Regions from separate parts of the Mus musculus genome. Here region 1 is linked to region 2. A link is a loop called in an ENCODE intact Hi-C map of the cell type or tissue named here. Cell type or tissue: left cerebral cortex. All regions are shown on one strand. Each heading gives the region's core, and the rest is flanking DNA. Links, peaks and the distances in the headings are about the cores only.

Region 1 (2,904 bases), core at 203-2,702, 64 kb after region 2:
CAGGAAGCCAGTACTGGCATGGGGCCACAAGTAGTCTATGACCTCAGTTTTAGTGTTTCTCCCTAAGGGCATGAAATAGAAAATGGGAAATAAGGATGGATCAAGATGCTTGTTAGTTTAAGAGCCAAAACAAGACATATTTTTATACTTATTAAAAGAAGAAAGAACAAAAAATTATGTGCATATTTTAGGACAATAATTATTTTGAAATAATTAGGAATAGGCCTGGAGAGATATCTCAGCAGTTAAGAACACTGACTGTTTTTCTAGAAGTTCTGAGTTCAATTCCCAGCAACCAAGTGGCTGTTTACAACCATCTATAATGGGATCTCTTGGCATTCTTGTAGTGAGAATTTTGCTTTCTTTAAAAACACAAAAATATTATAAGTATGTCTTTTTGTTTTAATCCCAGGTGTGGGATATGGGGCTGTTTCAAATTGTCCACAGCAGCTGACTCTGATTTGCCGTGTGCTCTAGAGTGATTTTGCCAGCTGCATATAGTTTCTGTGAGTGTGTGACGTTTGGAATTCTGGGGAATATACTCTAAAGAAGGTATATGAATGCTAAGGCCCTGAGAGGCAGGGTTGTTGTTGATTAGTTGCAGTTTGTTAAGTAGTTCTGTGCAAAGAAGAAATAAGAAGAAATTAGATATCCTGATGGCAAAGATCAAACTTGCCTCAAGGAACTTGATGTTCTTAGCCAGCAGGAAGTAGTCTACCGATAATGTAGCCCCCTTTCCCGTCTTGTCTACTGTTAGGCGTTTGAAAGGGTAGAAGAAAGGGGTAGAGAAGGATGGAAGAAAGAAGAACCCACAAAAATAAGTCCAGCTACACATTCCACTCCCTGGCCCCCATAGGTTTTTAGGCATATTGTAATGCAAAATTCATTGTTTTCAACTTCAAAGACCCCATAGTTATCACAGTATTAGCACTGTTTAAAAGTACAAAGTCTCTTCAGAGACCAAGAGCAATCTCTTAAGTGTAACCCCTGTAAAATCAGAACGAAGAAGCAGATTGCATACTCCACCGTACTGTGGCGCAAGGTGTGCGTCACCATTCTGACAGGGAGGAACCGGAGCACAGTGAGGAGGAGGAGCGTCTGGAGCAGGACTGAAGCCAGCCAGGCAGACTCCAGACTCCGAATCCCCATGTCTGATGCCACAGTGCTCTTCAGCTTTGCTGCCTGCAGCACACCTCTTTTCTCTTGGGCTGGTTCCATTCCCTGTTAGCTTTCCTTGGCAGGTATCCCAAGCTTCTGGCATCTTCAACATCTTGGGGTTTCCAAAGCAATCCAGGCTTTACCTTCACAGCTTCACCAAGTGGCTTTCTTTGGCCTCCGTGTAGGGACATCTCTGCCACACACCTGGCCTTAGTGCCTGTCCTTAGTTGTGGAGGGATATTTCATAACCTTTGTTCAATCCTTGACTCTAAAGCCAGAACAATGTGACCAAAGCCACCAAGTTCTGCTGCTTCCTGGGGCTGGAACATGACCCCCTTCTTCAAATACATTTTCACCACTTTCTGATTTTGATGATTTCCTTCACTGCCTAAACCTGGTTGTTCTGGAGCTCCCTCCATAGACCAGGTTGGCCTTGAACTCTGAAATTTCCCATGCCTCTCCCAATTTGAGTGCTGGGACTAAAGGTGTGCAACACCACACCTGACCCTAAGCTTCCCTTTAGTTCCTTTTCACAGGTTGGAAGCTTAGCTGGGTGGGATCTTGCCCTGAAGTCATCACTCCCTTTATTCCACTTAGCATCAGACTTTTCTTTAATGTGGTCATCTCCTTGAACACAGGACTTAGCTCCATTCTACTTCCTGGTGCCCCTTTTCTCCTCAAACTGTGTATTTTATATATTTTTCCTTGCTTAGCTTGCTCCTCTTAATTATAGATCTCCATAAGCAGGGCCACACAGTCAATACTAGGTTGTCTGGAGATTTTTTTCTGCCAAAGCTCTTAATCCATAACTATTCAGTTTAACCTCAGGCAGATTTTTTTTGGACAGGGGAGAAAGTAGCCACATTCTTTGCCAAAATATCACAAGATTGGTCTCTTGGCCACACACTATTACATTGCTCTGACACCTCTTGAACTGGTTCCCCATGGCTCAAATCACCCTCAGCACCATTGTCTTCTGTGCTTCTACTTGGATGGCCCAGTAAGCCCCACTTAGAGCAGTCACAGTCTCAGCAGTTTACTTAAAGGGAAGATGGCTCAGCAATAAGCTGTCATTTATCACTTCTTTGAAGCTCCTATTTTAGCAAATAATAATAAAAATACATTGATTTTTACATGTACACAAACCATTTTCTGATTCTGAGCCATGGATAACCTGGTCCACTCTATGGTGGAGACATTGAGACACAAGGAAAGGTAGTGAAAATAGGTTTTTACTCTTCAGGTTTGTGCTGCTATATGAAAATTTTTGAGGCTTGGAATTATAACCAACAGAAATGTGTTTGGCTGACAGTATGGAAATTTGAAAATAAGTCTGTCCTATGGTAGAAAATGAAAGAACGCAAGAAAGCATATGAGTGAGAGTGGAAGGGTCACATGCATCCTTTTCATAGGAGACAAATCCCTAAACTGTATTAACCCATTCCTAAGGGTGACATTCTCAGACTTGGCAACCCGTTAAAGGTCCCATCTTTGAGGTGGATATTAAGGTCAAATTCAAACCATAGCAACGCTCAGTAAAATGTCATGTAAGCAAGAAGATGTCAAGTGCTGATGGTATCAATGTATCTGCATATAGTTTTGCAGTTTTTCAGTGTTTTATATCATTGGAAATAAACCACACTGTATAAAATTGTCACTTGAATAAAAGCAAAAGGCCCATACCCAATTAGCTATATGGTTTCAGTGCATTGTCATATGATTAGTGAGCTTTTATCTGCTAATTTA
Region 2 (2,904 bases), core at 196-2,695:
TTCTTTGACAACTAGATCTCATGTCTTGAAAGCTAAATGTGAAAACAATACCAGATCCTTATTTTAGGCCTTTTAGGCCTTTTAGGCAAAACAAAATATGGTATTCAAGCTAAAGAGTTAATGCATATGCTCCTTATTTTTCAAAATGTATTATATATATATATATGTATATGTATATATGTATATGTATATATATATATATATATACACACACACACACACACACACACACACATATATATCTGCCTGAAGGATAAACAGTATAAAAGTATTTCAGCTAAAAAAGGGCCCTGGGCAGATATTACAACTCTTAATTATAGCAGATATTTACTATGATAACAGAAACCAGTTTAAGGAATGTGATTTATTAACATCACGTTCAGATACAGAGATAAAAGGAGGCTTGAATAAGCAAGCGAACAGTAAGGCTTGAGGAGTGTGTTTATGAAGGTATCCTGGAACTGCCCTTAGCCACAATGAAAGACCGGCAAAACCAGCCTTCAGAACAACCTTTCTGCCTACTAGAAGAAGGGAGGGCTAGACTTCACCTCTTAAGATCGCCCTCCCACGCAAATTTTCCACCTCGCAGTTAAAGAATTAAACCCAGACTTCCGATCATGGCGCCAAGCACGTCATCTTCTCCCCTCTCCCCTAGCAAAAATCCCACCCAAGTCGGCTGACCCTGTAGGGGATCCCTTCCCTATCCTGGTTGCCTGAATCAAGCCAAATTGAGATTTTTTTTTTAAAGAGGTTTAAAGTGGTTAGGAAACTGCAGTGCTGGCGGGACTGTCTCTATTCGATGAGTGAGGAGCTAGGACCACACTCCATACCTAGAAGCAACTACACTGCGTCGCAGTTCTCCTTTAACAGGCCCTGCAAAGACCCTCGGGCCTTTGTGAATAAAACCCTCCCCAGGAGAGGTGCGGGCGGAGCAGGAGACGCGCACGCACAGCAGGCCGGCGTGTGCGATCTTAAGTTTTCTCTCCGGTCTCGCGTGCTCGCAATTGCTCAGCAGCCTTGTCATCCAAGAGGGCCCCGGGGATGGCTGTTCGAGGAAAGCCCGACCCAGACTAGCGCACACACGTCAGCTTCGCGGTCTTCATGACTGAGGCAGGAGGCTTTTGTTTGGGCCGCGACGGGAGGGGGACCCGACGAGGCCCGGGTCTCGGCTCCTGGGAAAGGCGGCTCGGTCGGGATTCTCAGGGAAACCGAGGAGGATGCGCCCGCCGCCACCAACAACGACGGCGTGCCTTCGAGGCTTCTCGCCCACCTTCCCGGGTAGCCTTTAACCTACGTTAAACAAAAGATTGTGGCCGCCCTCCCTTACACGCTTGAACAGATCGCACGGCGTCCACGTGCGGAGCGTTCGCCTGTGTGAGGAAAGGGACCTAGGCTGCCCACCCGCAGCCCACGACAACCCTTCCCTGCACTGGGCGCCCAGGCGAGAGACGCCGCGCGAGGGCCTCACTCTCCAGCAAGCCTGGGAGTGAGGGGCGGGGCCGGGCGGGGCCGCGGGCGCGCAGGCGCAGTGCGGCTCAGTGGCGCCGCCGCCGCCGCCGCCGCCGCCGCCCGCGCTGCACCACAGGCCCGAGACAGACAGGGGTCGGCTGGAGAGCCGGAGACTGAGAGGAGGCGGCGGCGGGGGCGGGGCGACTCCGGTGACCGGGAGCGCCTCAGACTGGCAGCTGCGGCGACTCCCCCCTTTGTGTCTGGTCTGCTTGGAACCGCTGGAGGTGCTTCCCGGAGGGGCTCGGGGTGTTTCGCAAGCTCAGCTGCCCACCCCCTTCCTCGGCCACCTACGTCCGTCTTCCCGCCGCCCCCCGCCCTCGGCCCGCGACGCCCGAGCTCCGCCCGGAGCCCAGAGCTGCGGAGAACGAGGCGGCGGCGGCGGCGGCGGCTTTCTCCAGAGGGGCTGTGATTCGCTCCCGCAAGCCATCGACGGGAGGAGACCCGGTTTTCATGGTGGAATTTACTTCAGGCAAGAGCGAGGGGCTGGAGTAGCCGAGAGCGAGGCCGCGGGCGGAGCGCCCTCGAAGGGCCAGCCCCGCACCTCCCCGCGTGTCGCTCGCCCGGGCTCGCCGCGTCGCCGCGACCCTCCCCTCCCCCGCGCCCCGAGGCCCGGCCTGAGCGACCCTCGCGCGATTGTTCCGAGGAAGCTGTGGACTCGCCCATGGAAGCAGGCACCTTTTTCGACCCAGTCGGTGGGAAGGATTTGTTGATGTCGAAATCCGAGTGAAGGAAGCAACGAAGCGAAACTTTAAAAGGAACCCCACTGTCCTCGGAGTACGGAGCGATGCTACTCCGGCGGCCGGGCGCCGCTGCCTGCCCCGCTTCGCCCTTCCCGGCGGTCGGGAACTTGTTCTGATCCTCAGTGCTCCCATCGAGTCCCCGCCCTCCCCCCCCCCCCCCCCCCGGCACTCTGGATATGTTTTCTCCCAGATCTGGGTATTTTTTTGATATCGTGAAACTACGAGGGAAATAATTGCAGGGGTTTCTTCTGGGCTCCCTGCGTCTTCCCCATGGACATGCCTTCAATTTGGGGAGCCGAGACACCCCGTCCTAGGCGAATGAAGCCCCCCAGCCACGAGGGAGCGAAATGAAGGGAAATTCTGCAGTGGAATGAGAGCTCTACTAGCTAGGTCCTCGCATCTGCCATTTGTCCTTTCAAACTGCATTGTAATCCGGGCAGGATAAATCAGACGAAGAGCAGCCTCCTAGCCGGATTTCTCCGCCCGAATTTACTTTCCAGATTTCTTTTCTTTGCCCTCCTGCTTCTTTGCTGGCCCAGGGATGACTTCCTCGCTGCATCGGCCCTTTCGGGTGCCCTGGCTGCTATGGGCCGTCCTGCTGGTCAGCACTACGGCTGGTGAGTAGCCCTAGGTGGTATGTCCCAGCTCCTACTCC

Evidence for each region. Hi-C counts contacts between places; a loop is a spot of excess contacts. Peaks named below come from ENCODE experiments on the same cell type or tissue, not always from the same donor. Only the 100,000 strongest peaks of a DNase experiment are listed, where the experiment ranks them.
Region 1: it touches region 2 in a loop (2.3-fold over the local background); 8 of 42 quality-filtered maps call a loop at or near these places.

The regions. Positions count from the first base shown.
Region 1 is chr1:59,825,599-59,828,502 of GRCm38, forward strand. The region is part of intron 3 of Bmpr2 (bone morphogenetic protein receptor, type II (serine/threonine kinase)); the gene reads left to right. Among named protein-coding and RNA genes, the nearest start is that of Bmpr2, 63 kb to the left of the region's middle. In left cerebral cortex, for the core only: no CTCF peak of the experiment used is centred there; a DNase peak (open chromatin) is centred at 1,174.
Region 2 is chr1:59,761,863-59,764,766 of GRCm38, forward strand. Bmpr2 (bone morphogenetic protein receptor, type II (serine/threonine kinase)) reads left to right here and starts at 2,417. Exons shown (of 13, transcript NM_007561.4): 1 at 2,417-2,866. The coding sequence starts at 2,791. In left cerebral cortex, for the core only: a CTCF peak has its summit at 1,640; DNase peaks (open chromatin) are centred at 607, 1,078, 1,494, 1,562 and 1 more place; H3K4me3 peaks cover 2,416 bases; H3K27ac peaks cover 2,259 bases.